Linked DNA regions of Homo sapiens: region 2 is linked to region 1. Evidence: read pairs that join two places in POLR2A ChIA-PET (ENCODE). Cell type or tissue: GM12878. All regions are shown on one strand. Each heading gives the region's core, and the rest is flanking DNA. Links, peaks and the distances in the headings are about the cores only.

Region 1 (11,148 bases), core at 3,500-5,999:
TGTTTCAAGAACTAAGTGGCTGATGTACTGTTTCGTTTCTTTCATAATGCTGAGCATGGGTATCTAATAGACTTGCTTAGGCTGGCACATTTTTGCGTAGAAGTGCTAGATTTGTATGCATCTTTGAGAATGGGGCAGTTCAAAGCTAAAGTGAGCTAGGAACAAAACAGGAAGTGAAAAAGTAGAACGGAAAGACATAGGTAGATAGAGGAAGAAAAAAGGGGAAGGAGGAAAGGACCCACAAAAGGATTTTAAAGATAAATGAAAATATTTCAGCCGAGAAGAGAGTTTCAGAGGCAGTTAAGGCAAAGAAGAGACAATGCAGGCAGAGGTGTTTTATATGAAGCGTCTCTGAGGCCTAAACCAAATTTTACCATGCACGAGAATCACCTGGATTGCTAGACAATTTCCTGTATCCCGGCCCCAGGGATACTGATCTAGTTGGTCACAGCAGAGCCCAATCATTTGCATTTCTAACAAGCCAATCAGTGGTGCCAATGCTGCTGGTCTGAGGACATTTTGAGAATCTTTGGGCTAAACTATATTTACACAAAGTAAATATAATTGTTCTCAGTTTTTTTATGGAGCTCTATTTTACAAACAGTAAATTGCACAGATCTTAATGTTTTTGGTTTCCTAACAAGCAATTCCCCACTAAGGTTATGTAAAGATCTATCTGTTTCCATATACTGTCTCTGTCAAGAATACCAAGATACTTTTTTGAATAAAGTCCTAATGGCCTGATATTATTTTCCACCAGAATAATATAATGAACCCCAGTAGGTTTTCTATCTTTTTGAGGAAAAACATGTATTTCTGTAACCTAGAATTGAAATGCCAAAAACTACAAAGCACCTACATTACTTTGACTGCACATGCAATGTTTCTGGTCTCATGTAAGCTATAAATAGCCCATTTGTTATTCCTTATTATCCCACTTGAGAGGAGGAAATATGTTATGTTATATTGAATTCTCCCCCCTTCCTTGAATTAGCAACTTAGCAGATTTATGTAAAAGGTAATCTCAGACACTGGGCAAGAAAGCTATTGAGATTGAAACCCTTCAACAGTGCTTCTCTAACTTCACTGTGTAACTGAATCACGTGAGATCTTATTACAATGCAGATTCTGATTCAATGGGTCAGGTGTGGGGTCCAACAAGCTCCCAGGTGATATTGATGCTGCCAGTCCATGAATTACCTTTTCAGCAGTAAAGTCCTGTCTAGTGTATATAGACGGTTCTCAGACTTCTGCATCAAAATCGTTGTTAGAACCTAGATTGTGGACCCCTAACCCAGTGTATCTGATTTAGGGGGAGTGGGGCCTGAGAATTTGCATTTCTAAGTTCCAAGATGATGCTGGGATAGTGTGGGGAATATATTTTGATGACTACTGATCTATGGACCAATCTTTGTTTTGCTGATGCTAATTGACTTGCCAGCAATTTACATGGCTAATAGATAACATCTCCCCTCAAACTTTTCTGCCAAAGTCACCAGTGGCCTCTTCATTGGCAAATCCAGTGGAGTCCTCTTCACATCACTTGGCTTCTGACTGTTGTTACTTCCTTCTTGATCCCCTCTTCTCTCTTGGTTACTGCAATAGAATTTGCTCTGTTTGCTTCTCACTTTCTAACTCAAACTCTATTCTTTCTCAGATTCCTTTGTCAATTTCTCTTTCTTGCCATTCCTCTGCTCCGCCTCATGATTGTGCCTTAGTTTAGCCTTAGTTCTGCTCCTTTGACCACATCAGTACTCTTCTAATGAATCTCCCTGCCTTGATCTTGAGTCCCCAAGGCACCCAGCCCACCTCTACCACAGCAAACTTTCTGAAACACAAGTGTGACATGTTGCCACCCTGCTTAAAAACCTTAAGTTTTAAGGGTTTCCCATTTGCCATAGGACTCATTCCAAACTCTTCAGCTTGACTAATGTGGCTGTCAATAATCTGGCCCTTCCTTATCTACCCTTTAGCACTGCCTTTCACCAGGCCTACTGTAGAATCTTACCAGATATACTTAAAAGCATCCAATATTTGTAGAGGTTATGTGATTGCATACCTCCATACCTCTGTTTATGATACTTTCTCTTCCAAGAATTCCCTCCCTCCCATTCTTAACCCTCTTGGCCAGCAAACACTTCTTCAGCTTTTCTGTGTCTCTCTTCTTTGAACCCTTTTGTGACCATCCCAGGAAGCAGTGGTCACTTCCTTCTCATGCCTATACATAATAATGACATTGTAATACTTCATTGTACTTACATGTCTGATTCTCCCTATCAGTTTATAAAGCTCTTGAGAATAGATTTATTTTTCAACTCTGTATCTCTCGTGCATTGTCCAATGCCTGACACATTCATTGCCTGTTTGTTTACTGAACAAATGAATGAATAATAGAAATTGTGGAATTAGAAACTGAAAACAAAAACAAAAACAAACACCTTAGTTTACTGTATTAGTTTCCTGAGGCTGCTGTAACAAATTACCACAAATTTAGTACTTTAAAACAACAGAAATTGATTCTTTCATAGTCCTGGAGACCAGAAGTCTGAAATCAAGTTGCTGACAGGGCACGTTACTCTCTCTGGAGGCTGTAGGAGATATTTTTTTCTTTTCTTCTTCCAGACGCTGGTGGTTCCAGTTGTTCTTGGCCTGTGACTTCCTCCCTCTAATCTCTGCTTCCATATTTCCATGGGCTTCTCTTCTGTCTCTCATAAGGACACTTGTCATTGCACTTAGGGCCCACCTGGATAGTCCAAGATTACCTCATCTAAGTTCTTAACTTGATTTCATTTGCAAAGACCTCTTCTCCTAATAAGGCCATGTTCCCAGGCTCTGGTGGTCAGGACATGGACATACCTTGTTGGGAGTCACCATACAATCCACTACAGAGATTGTTAAAAAAAGACTAAAGGGGTTGTCCATCAGTAGAAATAAGGGACAGAAACTCTTTCTCCCTGTAGATCCCATGTAATAGCAATGAGTAGAAGGTGGCTGGGTGTGGTGGCTCATGCCTGAAATCCCAGCACTTTGGGAGACTGAGGCAGGTGGATCACCTAAAGTCAGGAATTTGTGACCAGCCTGGCCAACATGGTGAAACCCTGTTTCTACTAAAAATACAAAAATTAGCCTGGCATGGTGGCATGCACTGTAGTTCTAGCTACTCAGGAGGCTAAGACAAGAGAATCGCTTGGACCCAGGGGACAGAGGTTGCAGTGAGCCGAGATCGCGCCATTGCACTCCAGCCAGGGCAACAAAAGCAAAACTCTGTCTCAACAAACAAACAAACAAACAACAAATGAGTAGAAACTGATAGACAAGGACTCTGTTAGTCCAGTTCTCTTCAAATCAATGATTCCCCCAATCATAAACTCTTTTTCTTTAAAACCAAAAAACCAAAAAACGGTGTTTGTGTGTGTGTTGGAAGGCCAAGGGTCAAGCACTGAGAATATTCTCCTTTTTGCCTAAATCATACCAAATCATCCTCCTCAAGCTTAAAAGAAACAATGATCTCATCAGTTGGTCTTTGAAAAATATAATCCTTTCTTAATTGGTTGTTTTGTAACTTTACATTGGTTCTAGCAGGGAGGAACCTATCCGTTTCACTTCTTGGTACAGTATCTTTGCCTTCTCCACCAATTAGGAACTTCAATACTTCTGATTAAAGTGTTGATTTGTGTTGGAGAAAAACAGGCAGAGAAGTGGGGTTGGGATAAGCAGCTGTGGAAATTGTGGGGAAGGGAGACTTAGCCAAGGGACAGGAAGGCTGTTCCAGAGCTCTGGCCTGACCACTTATTCCATGGTTTGCACATGATCCCCCAGCACCGGAGCCAGGGTTTCCAGAGTGCACAGCTTTCATTTCCATTAGTGACTGACTTAGAATCGTCAAGACCAAACCTTTCCCTCTGACTTTACAATTGAAGTTCAAAGGCTTTTGCATCTAGTCTACACCTATCGGTGAGTTCAGGAGAATTTTGGGAAAATAAAAAATACAAGATAAAACTCTATAGAGTTACATTTCCCTTTCTTTCCACAAGATGAGAGAACAATACAGGATGCTGTAATTTGTCAAAACCCCAAACAAAACAAAACAGGTCTGTTGTTAATACGGACAAATGGTCACAGCTGCAGAAAAGTTACCACATGAACTCTTTCAGTCCTAAATAGTCATTTTTGCAGTTCTGCGATCACTTTTCCAGGACTCCTTTTTTCCCTCCTCAGTATTTATTCATATTAACTATTTTTTCCATGTTAGATTTCTTCTGTTCGATATATTTTTTAGACAATGCTGCTTCCTATACAGCAGCTTTCTAATATTCTACCCAGGTTCACCATACATATGTGTCATTTCAGTGCCACAATAGCCGTACAGTGAAAGTAAATATTTTGATTACGTAGTCCATCAGAAGAACTGCTGTTAGATTCCTCTCTCTACTCCCATTCTCGACGTTCCCATGATATAGGCCTCCCTTCCCAAGCATGCTGCTAACTGTTGTGCCACAAATCAGTGCAATGAAGCTTGAGGCCCAGGTTGTCATACAGCTGAAACACGCCAGGTGTGTTGAGAGTTTTCCAATGTTTGACTAATTTAGGTTAAGTTGAATTGTCTAAGCTGGCTTAAATTGCTGAGAAAGTAAGAAAGGCAGGCCTGGAGAACTGGTGTTTGATCATTTAAGGCTGAAATTTAAACCTCAAGCGAAACAGGGAATCCAAAACCAATTCAAAACAGAAAGAAGAAAGTTGTATGTGACATTTCTGTAATCGAAACTGATGAGTTATACATTTTTACTGTTGATTCTTAGCTTGTCTTCCTCTTTTGCCAGTATATATTTATCTCTTCAGGCATAATACCATGTTACAGCAAAACTGCTTTCATTTTGACTCCATTTGTGATAGACACATAGGGGTTGATGTTTACTTTTGAACTCACAAGAAAGAGTCTCTAAAGTTTGGAGTATAAGATTATGAGATCAGTGTTTAACCCCATGCAAGAAAAAAAGGAATTTCTGGGCCTTTGAAAAACACTTTGCCAGCACAGAAAGAACTTAAATATATATGTAAATTATTACAAAATTGAAATGACAAAATATTCATATCTAAAGCGATGTTCAAAGTTTTGTACTTGGCAAATTTTATGAACTTCCAGAATTATTCAGCGTAAATGAAAGATATAAAAATAGAGCTAAAATACATAGTAATTGTTGGAATACTTTTCACAATGTGTCCACTTATTCAGATGTACTTTTATCATTTAGATAAAATATCTTACTTATCTGTAAGATATTTGCGTATAGAGTCAAACTTACAAGTTTTTAAAGTTACATTTATTTATGTGCATTTTAAGCTATAATTTTGTAGGTTTTATGCTATAGCTAAAGGAAAAGAAAAAATGAACATGAAAATTTAAAAGCTTTATATATTTTTAGATTACGAAGTAATACAGGTTTATTGTCAAAAATTAAGAAAATGCAGAAAGGTATAAAGAAGACAAGAAAACAACTTATAATCCTATCACTTAATAATAACTATCATTAATGCTTTCAGTTTTACAGTTGGTCCTTGAACAACACAGGTTTGAACTGAATGGGTCCAGTTTTACGCAGATCTTTTTCAACCAAACTTGGATAAAAAATACAAAATTTGGCTTTTCTGACTATGAAGTAGCCATTCTTTTATTCCTTTACTTTCTTAATCAACTTGCTTTCACTTAAAAAAATACAAAATTCATATTTGAGGGATGGGAAACTTGCATATATTGGCAGTCGGAGGGGGCTGACTTTTCATATACATGGGTTCCGCAGGTCCGACTGAGGGACTTGAGTATGAGTAAGATTTTGGTATGCACAGGTGGTCCTGGAACCAGTCCTCTGTGTATACCAAGGGAAAACTGTACTTTTAGCCTTTTTGTCTGTATATTATACTTTACAAAATAAACCAAGAGAAGCTGGGTGCGGGGCTCATGCCTGTAATCCCAGCACTTTGGTAGGCCAAGGTGGGAGGATCACTTGAGCTCAGGAGTTTGCGACCAGGCTAGGCAACATGGTAAAACCCTGTCTCTACAAAAATGCAAAAATTAGCTGTGGACTAATTTTTAATTAATTTTAAACTAATGCCTGTGGACCCAGCTACTCAGGAGGCTGAGGTGGGAGGATCACCTGAGCCCAGGAAAAGTTGAGGCTGCAGTGAGCCATGGTGGTGCTACTGCACTTCAGCCTGGGTGACAGAGTGAGACCCTGTTTCCAAACAAACAAACAAACAAACAAACAAACCAAGATCAGTCAGTGTACCAAGTCGATTTCCAAAGGATTTAGCAATGCTGCTGGAGCAACTGAATATCCACATGGAAGAAAACAAATGAACTTTGACCCATATCTCATTCTATACAAAAAAACTCATTTGAGACAGATCATAGACCTCAACTTAAAACCAGAAACATAAAGTTTCAAGAACAAAAAGAGAATATCTTTTTGATCTTAGGGTGGGCATAGATTTCAAGGAAAGAACACAAAAAGCATTAACAATAAGAGAAAAAATGTTAAATTCGATTTCACAAAAAATTTTCTGCTTTTTAAAAGGCATCATTCAGAAATGACTAGACAAGTCTTAAACTGGGAAAAAAATATTCTCAGCTCATATGCATGCAAAAAATTTGTAGGCAGAATATATAAAGAACACCCAAAAATGTTCTATTTCTTGTTGGATGGTAGTTATGCTAGTGTATACAATTGCCAAGATATGTAAAACTGAACACCTAAAATTTGTGCATTTTATTTTATGTTAATATTATAATAAACATAAAATGAAGATCACTAGAGTTTTATTTGATGCTTCATTGAATTCACATTATTATTTTTCTATGCTCTTTACTACTTTTCGAGAAAATGTTTTTGATAGCTATGTATTGTTGTATGATATGAATACATAAAAACTAGGCTGAACTCAAAAAAATTTTAAAGTACAGATAAATTTTCTTTTATCTCTGGATATCTTGTTTTGTTTGCATTTCTGATTATGAGAACATCATATTTAAGCTGTTATTTCAAGAATATCTGTGTTCCTGATTGAGCAATGAGGGTTAAGATTCTCTTATACTTAGTTGTTTTCTCCCTCCCTCCCTTCTTTCTTTCTTTCCCTTCCTTCCTTTTTCTCTTTCTCTCTTTCTCTTTCTTTCTTTCTTTTTTCTTTCTTTCTTCTTTCTTTTTTTCTTCTTTCTTTCTTTCTTTCCTTCTTCTTTTTCTTTCTCTTTCTCTTTGCATCTCTCTTGACTTTTGTATTTTACATATATATATATTTTTCTTTTCTTTTTTTTTTTTTTTTTTGAGATGGAGTTTCACTCTTCTTGCCCAGGCTGGAGTGCAATGGTATGATCTTGGCTCACTGCAGTCTCCACCTCCTGGGTCCAAGAGATTATCCTGCCTCAGCCTCCCGAGTAGCTGGGATTACAGGCATGTGCCACCACATCTGGGTAATTTTGTATTTTTAATGGAGACAGCGTTTCACCATTTTGGTCAGGCTGGTCTCGAACTCCTGACCTCAAGGGACCCATCCACCTTGGCCTCTCAAACTGCTGGGATTACAGGCATGAGCTACTGCGCCCGGACCCATATTTTTATTTTGAAAAAATTCAATCTTACAGAAAAGTAGGATTAAAGTAGAATATAATGAAGAACGTATATTCTTCACCTAGATTCGCCAATTCTTAACACTTTGCCACATTTGCATTCTGTGTGTGTGTATTCACACAGTTTTTTTTTAAGTTTCAGATGTTTCTTCAGTATGTGGAAACAAGCTAATATATTGCATAACAAAATTATTACTCTCTCAAAATTTAACACTGATGCACTAATACCAAATAGAGATTACACATTCAAATTTTTCCCACGTGCCAGAAACATTCTTTACACTTAAAAAAATGCAGGCCCCAAGCAAATATAATGCATACATTAGTTATTGGATATCCTTAGTCTCCTTTATTTTAGAAAAAGCCCTCTACTTTTTAAAATGTCTGACATACATTGATATTTTGAGGAGTCCAAATCAATTGTCTTATAGAATAGTCTACACCTGGATTTTTCTGATTATTTACTCATGATTAGGTTCAGGACAAACATTTTTGGCAAGAATACTTTAAAGGTGATGTGTATAATCTGTTATATTATATAATGTGCATTATACAAAGATTGGTGATGTTAAGTTTTATATTTTTGGTAAGGTATTTTCACCAGATTTCTCTCTTTTTGGAGCTGAAAAGTATTAAGTGAGGCGATTGTATGAATATCCTGTCCTCCAATAATCCCTCACGCAATAGCATTAACATTTGTTAATAATGATCCTTACCTGGCTCATTTATTACAGTGATGGTTCCAAAATGGTGATTTTCTAATTTCATCCTCATTTTTACATTTATTAATTGAATAATTTTCTGTACAATAATGCTTTTTCTCTTTTCCTCTATTTTAGTATCATGAATTTTTTTTAATTCAGAATGTAATGATTTTTTTTGGACACTTTTATTTGACTAGTGGAGACCAGAGATAATATTTTAAACTACTTTTAGATTGTTTCAGTCCACTCTAGGCTCCCAGAAGTCCTGTAAATTTTCAAGTCCAATTGATTTCTTTAATATTTGAAAGTGGTGTTCCGTGGTGTGAAGGTTAAGTATTTACCAATCAGCTTTCTAAGAAAAAAAATCCTATTTGTAGTAGTTGCTGATTTCCATGGTGTACACATTCCCACTTTGGTTGATTTTAAGTAAACAATGGCAGGAGATGCATGATAGCATGCTATTATTTAGTATTTCCACCGTACAAGTACAATAAATGTAAATAACCTCAACAGCATATGTGATAGTAAAATAAACAATTAGGAAGTGATGAATTCTAAGTATTATTACCTTCTAAAATATAATTTAATTTTAAGTTTATATAGGTTAATTTTTAACAATATTGGGGTTTAGCAGCTGGCTTACCAAATTTTTTGCCAAAATTTAACAATCAACTCTTGCAAGCAAGTACAAGCCAGCTTTAGTACCCTAGCACAGTGTTTGCTTCCAGTCAAGGTCTAAGCCTAACTCTTGGCTTCAGTACTAATTAAATATGATAAAATTATGCCTAAAAGCAAGGTGGAATATTTTTGCAGATTTTTTTTCCCAGAGAAATAACTTTGTCAAAGAAATCAATTTCCGTCCCCCTTCTCCACCTACACTTGATGCTCTCAGTTTAACAGCGTCAAGAACCATAACTATCTCCAATTTATTGAACCGGAAGGTTGGGAAGAAATTCAGATGATATGCAAAGAGGAAATTAAAGAACATTTAGGACATTGGTGTCTTATCCATAGTCCAGATCTCCTGTGGTATAACATTGTTTCCTCTAACTAGCTTCTCTCCCTTTTAGGAACAGCTCCCTTTTTCCTAGTCAATGCCCTTTCCCTACATCGGGTAGGTACCAGACTCCATTCCCATAGTTGTTTGTTCCTTGGAAATTTTTGAACTGGATCCAGGAGAAGAGACTCAGTCCTTCTCTGGAGAAGAAAGTGTCATAAGGATCTTGGAAGAAACTGGTGGCCATGATTCCTACCATATTTGAAAAAAGAAAGCATAAAACAGGCGGAGGAAGAGTTCTGGTGGAACTCTAGGGCCTTTCTAAATTCTTTGAGCCTTTTGGCAAATTCTCTTTTCTCTGGCCTAGAACAATTTGAGTTGGGTGTCTGTAGCATGGCTTAAGGAGAAGGAATTTGAGTTCCAGAGAAATTCAGAAATACTAAGACTTACAGAGCTAGTTGGTAGCGGGGAAGAAGAGTAACCAGATTTCCTCTTCCAAGGCTTGGTGCTCTTACCACCACTGCAAAGCATAGCTCCATGTTCTCTGTGTCTCTAGTAGCCTGCGAATGCCTCTACTTAAAGTAAGATAGAGAAATATCACACGTGTGGATATGCATATAATATATATACTCTGCCTATATTTGTATCTGTATGTATATGCAGAATATATATGCTTGTATACAATAAGCATATAATGATATATATACACACATGTATACACACACTCTAACCCTAACCGTAACCATATATATGTGTGTGTGTATATATAGAGACACATTCTCATAATATATGTATATATAATATAAATACTCTGCCTATATATGTATCTGTATGTATATGCAGATATATCCATCTACCTATCTATCTTTTAGTCAGTTCAGGCTGCTATGGGCATGGTGGCTTCTAAACTACAGAAATTTATTTTTCTCAGTTCTGGAGGCTGAAAGTCTGAGATCAGGGTGCCAATATAGTCAAGTTGTCATGAGGGCCCTCTTTCAGGTTGCAGATGGCTGACTTATTGTATCCTCACATGGCAGAGAGCAGAGAGAGGAAGCAAGGTCTCTCATGATCCTTATGAAGGCATCAATCCCATTTATGAGGGCTCTACTCTCATGATCTCATTTAATCCCAATTACTTCCCAAGGTCCCACCTCCTAATACCATCACATGGGGTGGGGGTAGTGTTTCAACATATAAATTTGAGGGGGGGGCACAAACATGCAGTCCATAACTCTCTCTCTCTCTCTCATCTATCTAGCATTTATCTATTTCTCCTAATATCCTAATATATATTATATTATCTATCATCTATCTCTCCTTACATACACACATGCACGCACACAGTAATACAAACACTAATATATATTTTCTAAGTGAAAATTACACTAAGTGAAAATTACAGAATATATACATATATTCTGTGATGCCAATATTACTTTTTAAAAGTGTATATGCATGGAAAAAGGAAAAAAGAAATACTACAAAATGAAGAGTAGGTGGTGGGTTATGAATGATTTTATCATATTATTTTTTGATATGTTTTTGTAATTTTCGATATTTTCAGGTAAAGGCTAATTTGGTCGACATCAATACTCAAAAACTACTGCATTGTTAGAAATATTGCTCAGTTACCACAGATCTTATATTGCGTGGTGTATTAGCCTCCTAGGACTGCCATAACAAAATACTATGGCCTGGGTAGCTTAAATACAGAAACTCATTTCTCACAGTTCTGGAACCTGGAAGTCCCACATCAAGGTGAGGGCAGGTTTGATTTCTCCTGCAACCTCTCTCTTTGGCTTGCAGAGGCCACCTTCTTGCTGTGTCCT
Region 2 (11,148 bases), core at 4,436-6,935, 180 kb after region 1:
AAGGCCATGTAGAAAAACATAATATAAAAAGTATTTGCAAGCTGGGTGTGGTAGCTCCCATGTCTGTAATCCTAGCACTTTGGGAGGCAGAGGTGGGAGGATCACTGCTCCTCACCCACCTACAGGTGGCTCCCATGCTTGTAATCCCAACACTTTGGGAGGCAGAGGTGGGAGGATCGCTTGAGCCCAGGAGTTTGAGACCAGCCTGAGTAACATAGTGAGACCCTGACTCAAAAATTAGCTGGGCATGGCGGCTCATGCCTGTAGTGCTAGCTATTTGGTCTTGAACTCCTGGCTTCAAGCAATCCTCCCACCTCAGACTCCCAAAGTGCTGGGATTACAGGCATGAGCCACCACACCTGCCCTATCCTACCTATTTGGGAGGCCAAGGTGGGAGGATTGCTTGAGCCTGAAAGGTCGAGGCTTCAGTGAGCCATTATTGTGCCACTGCACTCTAGCCTGCATGGCAGAGCAAGATCCTGTATCAAAAAAAAAAAAAAAAAAAAAGAATTTACAGTTGTGTGCCATAGCTTATTAGCAACAGTAGAGAAATTATAGCACAATATTTGCTGATACCACAAGGGAACACATATTTGTGGTGTCTATCTTTCATGTGTTTTTATTTTAGGAAATGAATGCTGATGTTAGGCAACTTAATCCCTTCCTTGTGACTTTTGCTCCTATTTCCAAGCTGGGTATCTCTTACACAGGCATTAACAAGTAGGTTGACTGTCGGGACAAGCCCAGGGATGGCATTGTTTCTATTTGCTGATAAATGACTCTGGGGCTGTGAAGACTCAGACCCAAGGAGTGACTCAGAAAGTCAGGGGCCCATGTCATTCTGCTCTGGGTTCAGACGTGCACTGCAGCAGCACCGGGACTTGACAGCCCTACGGCTCGATCAGCTTTCTGTTTTCATTGCCTTACGATGCCATGAGTGGAACTATTGTCAAATCAGAGTTCACTCCCCAGCTTTTCAGTCTTTCCCCTAATTCTTGCTCTATCAGAGGTCGAGGACAACAGTATAATGATTCATAGGTTCTACTTCCTGGCAAGTAATCATTTTCCCACGGTGAGTAATGATTTATGCTGAGAGGGGTAAAGAATTGTGATTTGCTTTTTTCTGTGTGGCCTTTCTGCTGACAGAGGGTTGGCTAGGAATACTTTTTTTTTCCATTTGTAAGGCCATCTAGAAAATGTTTTAAAGCATTTTAATTTTTTAAACATAGGCTCTTTAAATATATATATTATTCATAGAGAACTGGAATAATCCCCTCATATACTTTGTTAAAAAACAAAGACAATTTTGAAATTTCCTTTTTTATGTTGGCATGTGAGGACTCGGTGTGCCTCATAGAAGTCAAGAGCTGTAGAGGCCCACTACAACCCCACTTTTTAGATGGGAACACTGAGACCTGGAGAAGTTACTTGAGTTGTCCATTTCCACAGAACTGGCTAGTGACAGAGACAGATTGAAGCTTAAATTAGCTCATCATAGGCTATGATTTTATCTAACTTTAGGCTTACTTGTACCATGTCATAAGGGGAAATCTAGGTTTAAAGAAGTCCATGACTTTCACAGTGAACCACATGAATTAATGACAGAAGGGCCAAGGCAGAAGCATAGTAATTGGTATCGGATGGACCTTGGCTTGAATCGTGGCCCTGGAACTGGATGATGTTGGCTAATTTACTTAATTTATCTGAGTATGTTTTCTCACTTTACAGATGAGAATGGGGATAATAATGTCAATTTCATATCATCTGATGTAAGAGTAAGAGATAAGGCATGCAAGGCTCCTGACACATGGTAGGCTTTCAATAAACAGAAGCTCTAATTATTTTTTAAAACTAAGCGACACCTGTCCTTGCTCTCTGGGTTTCCTTTTCAAAGCAGCCCTAGTTATACTTCGCACTATCTTAGAACTTTGCTTTGTCAGACTCAACAGTTAGTTTTCTCAAGCCACTACTGAAATTTTTCCCTTAGTACTCTGCATCTGAGTTGTCTCATTTCCTGGAGGCCCTGTCACAGGCCAGTAGGCTGTTACAGAACATGATCTGAAACCTCACTGGCAAGGGAAGTCCCCTTCAAAAGAGGCATTTTTTTCCCCTTCTGGAGTTTCACGCTTCTCTTTCAGATTATGTAGGCAACCCCTCAACCGGAGGACACAGATGAAGGTCCTGCCCCGATTGTCCTGTGGACAGTGTGGGTGCAGTGGGGAGGCTGAGGGTCTGGGCATATTTGCCCCATATGTCGTCACTGCCACCATTTCTGCCTCTGTACCTCCATGTCCTTTCAGCTTCCCCACAAATGGCCTTTGTTTTTTTTTTTCTCTTCCCTTTGGTCTCCCCCTCCCACCTCACCAGGACCAACTCTTGAAACACCCAGTGGGAAATTTAGAGGAGTCTGTGATACGTGGGGGAGTATTGGAGCTTTGCATTTCTGTGTTTTCTTACTTCCTTTAGAGCTCACAGGGATTTCCTAAGCAGTCTCTTCTGTGCCCAGTGGCCAAGACTGGCTCCCTCCCCCTGTGATGGGGAATTGCCACCTAGGTGCAGGTGGTTCTTCTTTTACTTCTTCTTTTCTAAAAAACACAGTTACAAAAATATACACCTTATGTTCAGGTCTTGCAATGAAAAAAATTGCTCTAGTGATTTTTGTAGTATTTTTTCTATAACTGAAATGCTATTTACATATCATGATAAGAGATAGTCCATTTCATTAAATGGGCTCATTCCTTTAATTGAAGTGTGTGTGTGTGTGTGTGTGTGTTTATTGGCATACTTTCTAGATATTTTGTCACCAGGGAATTTCCCACTTGAGTATATGTTGTAACATAAGTGAATAGTCTGCAATATTTTTTTTGAGACAGAGCCTTGCTATGTTGCCTAGGCTGCAATATTTTTTAAACATTAATATTTACATAGAGATTTGTACTAAGTGTTTTGAAAATCCTTTAAATCACATTAAATATCATAAAAGAGATTTTTCATAATTAGAAAATATAGCCTCAATCCCATCCTTTTATTGTAATGATTGGTTTCATTTTCATATATTAACTTTCATTTTTTATTCATGTATTATAGTTTCATTAGGGTAGGGTCTAAAATTTGTGCTATCAAAATGAAACTAGCTATTGCTTCACGTTTACTGCAATAAGCCCACCTGCTTTTCTGATTTTGTGTGCACTGTCCTCTGTGAACTGTAATGGACCAAGTAACTATGAAACCAACATCTTCTTCCCTAGAGGATGGTCCCCTGGGAAGCCCCTGGATCAAGCTCCAATTCTGGCAGCTTCTCTTTCTTTTAAGAACAACAGATAAAGTTCCAGCATGGCTTATTTTATTTATTCCACCAATATGTATTCAGAGTGTACTAAATATTGAATGCTACTATGTTAATTGGGGACACAGGATGTATAATCACTTTGACATATTGAATATGGAGGGAAAACACAGGGAGGAAACTATTTTGGTGCTTTTGTGATTCTGTAAGTGGCTCAGAGTCAATTAGAGGAAAACATGATCTCTGTTTTTGGGTTCTGCAAGGTTGGAAGAAGTGGATGTGGAGATAAAGTAAAATGAGGGGCATGGTAAACTGTGGCCTGGTGGTGGGGTGGAGTTTGTATTTCAGGATACATAAAGTAATGAGCCCTATGATTAATAAAGCTAAGTTGAATACCTAACCCATGGGTTGGATAGCTTAGTATCTGGGACAATAAACTAGGAGTTTTGTTTATTTGTTGGTGAGTGGGGGAGGTGGGTATGGGAGATTTAAACTGAATTAGCAGGATTGAATCTCACTGAAAAGGAGGGAAAGAAAATTCTAACAGATTTCAGGAAGACAGAACTTTATTGCTTATGTAACCAAAAAGTCCCAGGCTGGAATTGACCTCAATTTTAGCTGAAATTAACTCTTTCAACAAAAGTTCTGTAAGTTTGCCTTTTTTCAGCTTTTGACTTAGCTTTCTTCCTTATTCTATTTTAGGCAGCCTTCCTCACATGATGGCAAAGATGGCTATAAACATTTATGGCTTAAATTCTACAAGTTTTGAAGCTTTGTTGGGAAGTATATGTCCTTTTTGCTTTGTTTGGCCCAGCTTGGCCAGTCTCAATCCATATGGTTTGGATGGGGGCTAATCTTGGAGGCAGGTGGTGGGATTGGCCCTTATCCAAACCATATCAATTGAGAATGGCAAATGGTACTTCTTCAAGGGGAAGGAATGTGTTGTGTTATCAGGAGAGGCGTGCTGGGTAGGTGAAAACCAAGAATGACCACAATGCAGATCCCTTTGAGGATCTGTTGAAAGAAATGGACCTTCTCTCTTTAGAAAAGTACTCTTGGCTGGGTGTGGGGGCTCATGCCTATGATCCCAGCACATTGGGAGGCTGAGGCAGGAGGATCACTTGAGCCCAGGAGCTTGAGACAATTCTGGGCAACATAGCAAAACCTGACCTTTATTGAAAAGATTAAAAAAATATATTAGCCAGGTGTGGTGGCACAATCCTATAGTCCTGGCTACTCAGGAGACTAAGATGGGCGCATCTCTTGAGCCCAGGAATTCAAGGCTGTGGTGAACTGTAATCATGCTACTGCACTCCTGTCTGGCCAGCAGAGTGAGACCCTGTCTAAAAAAATAATGATAATTATAAAATAAAACATAAAGCACATATAAACATAACATTATTCTGCTCACAATTTCAGAAGTTCACAGACCTTCTGAAGTTATATATATCCATACCCTAGAGTTCCATAGATTCTAGCTCAAAAACTCTGCTCTGTAGTGTGGAATAATTGTGGATAAGCACTGTGACTTTTTGGTCATAATATCTCCCACACCTAGTGGAAAGACTTACTTGTACATTAAGTGATTACATGAATGAATGAACCAAGTAACATTTTTTTTGTGTGATCTAGTATACTGGTATTATGCTCATGTTTTACATATTTACCTTATTCATTCTTGTAACATTATTTTATGAATAAAGAAACAGAAACTAAGCTAGGGAATAAAGTGAGCTGAAAACCTAGAATTGACAAACCTGGAAAGGAGATGAGAGCAGCTGTGAAGTTCAAGGGCAGAAAGTCTGTAGGAGCAGGGGGTTAGTCCGGGGTGTCAGAGAATGTTGTGGGATTCACTGTTGTGGCTCAGCTGATCCTAGTTCACAGCCACAGCCAAAGAGGCCATCCCCTCCGAGGCCTCAGGCCACTATGTGGCTGCTAACCCCCATGTAGTTCTTGACAGAGGCAAAAAAATTTTACCATTTTCTCCCTGTAATAGCCCCTTAAAATAATACTTTAGTCTCATATTTTTAGTTTCTACTTCAGAACCTGCCTCGAGCTAAAACTGTATTGTTGTGGTTGAAATTTATTTTCAACTCAATTATTGGATTCATTCATGGGATAATTAGAAGCCCCATAGACAGTTGCTCAAGTTAGTTTAAACTCACCATTGGAAGATCCCAGAATTGTCAAGGTTGTACTTCTGAAAAAATGATGAAAACTATAGGTAAATGGCTGGAGAGCAAGCAAATTGAACAGCAGATAAAAGAGAATGTCTTCAATCTTATGGCGTATTAAGTATTGGGTCAGCAGAAGAAAGTGGTTGAAACAATTATCATGAAGTCACCAAGTTTGGCAGATTTGAGAGATCACATGTTTAAAGAGAGATTTTTGTTCTGTTTTCTCACCTCAGGGCCCTTGTGAATTGATGAATATGAAGACACTAAGAAAGCAGAAATAGAACTGAGAAGAATGAAATAACTGTCTCTACCTTTCTCGAATTGTCTAATATGGAAAGAATGAAAGACAGCTAATAAGCAACTCTCTGCAAGAAGACATATGGCTTAGGTTCTGCTGAGCTATTGGTGATTTGATTCCATGCATATGTATTCACTACTGGTATAAGTATATACAATATATGTGTTTCTGCAAAGAATCGTAGACTTGATGCATTTTTTAATATTTCTTAAGGACTTACTACTGAGTGTCAGTATGAGAGGATCGTTTACTTCCTTTTCCCATTAATTTTGATAGCCTGGATTGAGCAACTTTCTTACCTAGTTTTGTTTTATGAGGTGCATTAGCTTTTTCTTTGTGTGTATGTTTGTGTGTGTGTAGCTTTATTAACCATATTGTTTGGGCTTTTGATAAAGCAGAGATTCTGATATGGTATACATTTTGAACTAAGCATTCATTTATTCAGCAGGGATGTATGTTTAAGACACTGTGTTAGCCAAGGGTGAGAAGGCGTGTGGAATGGTAGAGGAGCAAGGTGAGGTAAGATGATTAAAAGACACCAGCTGAGAGTGTTATTTTATATGGCAGAAGGATGTTTGCAGATGCAATTAAGTTAAGGACCTTGAGATGGGGTATGTTATCCTGGTAGGCCCAATGTATACATCAGGGTCCTTATGAAAGGGAGGCAGGAGAACAGAATGAGTAGTGAGAAGAGTGAATGGACAATACTGAGGACATGCTTAGGGACCCAAAGAAGCTTGCTATGGTAGGGCTTGGTGGACTCTGTACTGATGAGAAAGGCTAGGCCATGCTATGGAAGCAAATAAATCTGTTGTAAAGTGACAGAGTTTCTCTCTTGCTCATGCAAAGTCTGCTAAATGGCTGAGTGATTCTCAAGGGCATCCCTCACTCATGTGATGGCTCTGCTGTGTGTGCATCCCTGCTAGCCAGGCAGGTCAGGAGAATGTTAGAAATGAAACACTTCCTTCTGGTGGCCAAAAGAAGTCACATGGCTACATCTGTTAATAATTCGAAGGTTGTAGACAGTATAATATTCCCTTGTCCTAAAAGAGGGAAGCTAGAAATATTGGTAAGCAGCACATATATCTTCCCCATGATCCCAACTTTGTTGGGTAGAGAAGCATTTTAAATAACTTTGGAATTTACATATATTCCTCAAATATCTAGTGGTAACTCCATGTCTAAATCCAGGGTACCCACTTTCTTCCCTAAACATGTTTGAAAGTCCTGCATTCTCTCAGTATTGTTACAGAGCCACATTTCAGTTGAATTGGTAGTGCTGAGAAAAGCGTTATTTATTTTATTTTTATTTTAGTTTTTTTTAGAGACTGGGTTTTGCTGTGTTGCCCCGGCTGATCTTGCACTCCTGGTCTCAAGTGCTCCTCCTATCTCAGCCATCCGAATAGCTGGTATTACATGTGCACACCATAATGAGAAAAGCATTATGATTAACCTAGTAAATTGATTTTTAATACTGCATTATTTGATTTTCAAGGACTTAAAAAACCACTTCCAGAGAGCTAGACACAATGAATACAAGCAAGCTAATAATGAAAGTGAGAAACCACATGCTGCTGAATTGAGTATGTAGCAACATTTGTAAAGAAATGGCAAATCATATCTAATTATTTCATTGTGCTTACCTTTCTTCAGTCAGAAAGCCTTCGGCATCTAGTGCATTTCTACAGATATTCCGTGGTGATTTAATATCAATTAATATCAACCTGCAGCAAAGTGTTGACAGTGTTTCTAAATTCACAAGCCCAACATTTTGCAGTATTGGGCATAAGTGAAGGAGCTTTCCAGGTTGCTGCTAAAAGCAACTCAAAAAGATGCGAAGTAGATGTGAAACCTTCATATTTGGTACTTCTATAGCAGATTGTCTTCTCTCCTAGAAGAGAGGCCAGGAGACAGACTAACCCATTTCTCTAATCCATATGTTGTTCGCTGAGGCTCCCAAAGCTCTGGGAAGTAATTTACTTGCAGTTCTCTAGAGATGGAGGCAGGGAGCTTGAGTGTGAGTCCAGTGGAGACTGTCTTTGGAATTTCATCTGATCACAGGGTCACTGTCCATTTCTCTTCTCAGCAGGCCTAGGAAAACACCAGGACTAACCCCCTGGAGGGAGCCTAGCTTCAGGATTAATTAGGGCTTGATTAATTAATTAAGGTATGAATCGAGGGCTTAAACAGTAGTTAACTAAGAAATATGTATTTGTTTTACAAAAGTTAAAATTTATGGAACAGTATATTAAGAATTGCTTTTATTTTATAATATAATGTGTTAATGTTAAGTTCTTTCCATACATTCTTTCGTTTAAAGCACACACAAAAATGCAGATGTGGCCAGGTGCAGTGGCTCACGTCTGTAATCCTAGCACTTTGGGAGGCTGAGGAAGGCGGATCACCTGAGGTCAGGAGTTCGAGACCAGCCTGGCCAACATGGTGAAACCCCATCTCCATTAAAAATACAAAAATTAGCCGGGCATGGTGGCATGCACCTGTAATCCCAGCTACTTGGGAGGCTGAGGCAGGAGAATCACTTGAACCTAGGAGGGGGAGGTTGCAGTGAGCCAAGATCGCACCACTGCACTCCAGCCTGGGCGACAGAGCGAGAATCCATCTAAAGAAAAAAATGCAGATGAAGGGCCTGCCTTGATTGTCCTGTGAACAGTTTGTGTGCAGTGGGGAGGCTGAAGGTCTGGCCTCCTTTGCTTCTGGTGTCTTCACCGCCACCACTTCTGCCCCTGTGTCTCTATATAGTGTAAGGGATTGGTATTAATTATTTCCCATTTTACAGATGAGGAAACTGAAATCCAGAGAAATGGAGTGAGTTGGCCAAGTGCACACAGCTCATTTCTTACCTAGTATTTACTGTTCACACACTGTATAGACCCTTTAATAAGCTAATCTAAAAGATTAATCTAAAAGATTAGATACATTACCTCGTTTCAGTGCCACTATAGCCTGGCATTGTACATATCACTATCTTCCTGTCGAATAGGAAGGTTCTTAAATTCTGAGACATTTGGTAACATGCCTGAGTTATGTGTAAAAGCTTAGATTTGAATTTGAGCCTCCTGACTTGAATCTTGCGTTTGACCATACCACATCTGCACCTAGCTGTTGGAGGAATCAGAACGCCCAAGACCCAGATAACTCTAAATAAGGCCCAGTCTGAGTCGTGCTTCATGGTTAGGTTCATAAGTTCAGTGCTGAAAAGGCTGATTTTTCCTGTTTTTCTAGGGTCTGTTTGCTGGATTTAAGATACGCTCTCTCCAGAAATATGACAAAACAATTGTTTTGTTTGCTCATTTTTTGTTTTGTTTTGTTTTTCGTTCTTACAAGGTAACTAGTATCCCTAGCACACCAGAAATAATTGGCACTGATGTTCCTGACAAGAGGAGTCTGCTAAAAGTGACCTTTAAATGCCTTTTGGTGGAGTGATTATTTAATTTAGGCAGTTTCTTTTCTCAGAAAGGAATTAACAGTTTCTACGGGCTTTGCTAGCTGAGACCTTTAGTTTTAATCACCTCCTTGAAAACATTCTCCTTAATCTATTCTGAGTAAGATGGTGGGTTTCTTTGTACTTTGGCCTTTAACTTTTTTTTTTTTTTGAGACAAGCTCTATCACCCAGGCTGGAGTATAATGTCACGATCATAGCTCACTATAAACTTAAACTCCAGGGTTCAGCCGTGGAACACAGGTGATCTTCTTGACTCAGCCTTTTGAGTAGCTGGGACTACAGGCCCACCACACTGTCTAATTTTTTATTTATTTATTTTTGTAGAGATGGGATCTTGCTATGTGGCCCAGGCTGGCCTCAAACTCCTGGCCTCAAGATATTTCCCCCTGCCTTGGCCTCTCAAAGTGGTAGGATTACAGATGGGTCTTTAATTTTGAAATGCACAGATTAAGGAGTTTACTAACCACTGAATAGACCACTCTTTTTCTTATCTTACTCAGAATCTACTTGGAGAGAGTCAAACACAGAATCCCTTTGAATTTAATGGCCATTCCAGGTGATTTGAACAGCCAAATAAGAAACAGGTCCTCTTCAATGTACAATCTGCCAAGTATGAAGTCTGAATGACCATCATTATTATGTATTTAATGTGCATAGAAAATCTATCTGCAACCTTCCAGAGTGTACCAGAAGTTTGGAATGTACATTATTATTGGCTCCATCTCAAACCACTCATAAATCAAAGAAAATAGCAGTTCCAGAGGAATCATCATAGAGGCTTCTAGGCCCCCATGCTGTGTGAACCTGGTGAGAAAGGGAAGTCTGCTCTCACTGGACACTGGAACTGTTTGTCTCTGTCTCTGCTGTACTTTCCCTGCCTCTACCTCACTTAGTAAAGAAATCATCTTTGCTTGATAACTAAAACAACCAATAAGGCTGAGAAAGGGGAAAACCCACATCTGGATTTAAATACAAGGTAAGAAATATTTTTCTCTTTAGAATATCCCACTCACTTTGGGAAAGTGATTTCATGTGATGTATTATTCAAGACTCTCATCAGCAAATATTTTCTGAATGTATACTATGTTCTAGGTATTGGGCCAGCTGCTGGGGATTAAACTTTGAACAAAACAGATAGAATCTATGTCCTCATGGGAGTGGCTAATGGGAGAGTCGGAACAAAAAAATAGCCAAGGATAATCCAGCAAATGATTTGGTGAATGCTATCAAAGAGAGAAATACACATGCTCTGGGAACACCAAGTAGGTACCTAATACCTAACCTGTACCTGGGGGGCTGGAAAGGGCTTCTTGGAAGAGGCAGAGACTAAAATGAAGAATAAGCATAAGTTAAGACAAAGCTGGGGTGGGGTCAGAAAGAGTGTGATAGGCCAACGCAGCAACATGAGCCAAGACTCAAAAATAAGAGACAGTGTGGCACATTTGATGTAGGAAAGACATTTAGCTGGGATAGAAAGAAGGCTAGTGTTGGGGCTGAATGAGGTTGCATAAAAGTTTGTAAGCCAAGTTAAGGAATTGATCAAATTTATATTTTAGAATGATCACTCTGACCTCAGCATTACATGACCTGAAGGGGTTAAGCCCATACATCTGTAGAGAGACCCGTTAGAATAGGACTGCAGTAATATGGTGAGAGACACTGGTGCCTAACTAGGCTGGTGATCATAGAGATAAAGGGATATATGGGAGAGGTAGAGCCGACAGCCATTGATAACTGGTGGTCGGCCAGGTCAAGGGGACAGTGTCTGCTTTAGGTAATTGGCTTGATGATAATCTCATTTTCAAAGATCAGGAACACAGGCCTGAGAGTACATTTGGAGAGGAAGATGATTCGGGTTTGCATCATGTAGGGTTCGAGGTGTCTATGGGACACTATATGCAGAAGTCCAGTAGGCAATTGGTT

The links. ChIA-PET counts read pairs that join two places held together with the same protein. Peaks named below come from ENCODE experiments on the same cell type or tissue, not always from the same donor. Only the 100,000 strongest peaks of a DNase experiment are listed, where the experiment ranks them.
Region 2: POLR2A ChIA-PET joins it to region 1 with 6 read pairs; 3 of 35 experiments call an interaction of 5 or more read pairs at or near these places.

What each region holds. Positions count from the first base shown.
Region 1 is chr6:113,798,957-113,810,104 of GRCh38, reverse strand. No RefSeq gene overlaps it. Among named protein-coding and RNA genes, the nearest start is that of MARCKS, 53 kb to the left of the region's middle. In GM12878, for the core only: no CTCF peak of the experiment used is centred there; a DNase peak (open chromatin) is centred at 4,724; H3K4me3 peaks cover 321 bases; H3K27ac peaks cover 465 bases.
Region 2 is chr6:113,622,224-113,633,371 of GRCh38, reverse strand. LINC02541 (long intergenic non-protein coding RNA 2541) reads left to right here. Exons shown (of 3, transcript NR_125844.1): 2 at 5,697-5,851; 3 at 9,726-9,837. Among named protein-coding and RNA genes, the nearest start is that of LINC02541, 22 kb to the left of the region's middle. RefSeq lists enhancers at 1,017-1,066, 1,937-2,076, 2,097-2,396, 7,093-7,142. In GM12878, for the core only: no CTCF peak of the experiment used is centred there; a DNase peak (open chromatin) is centred at 5,734; H3K4me3 peaks cover 1,877 bases; H3K27ac peaks cover 2,500 bases.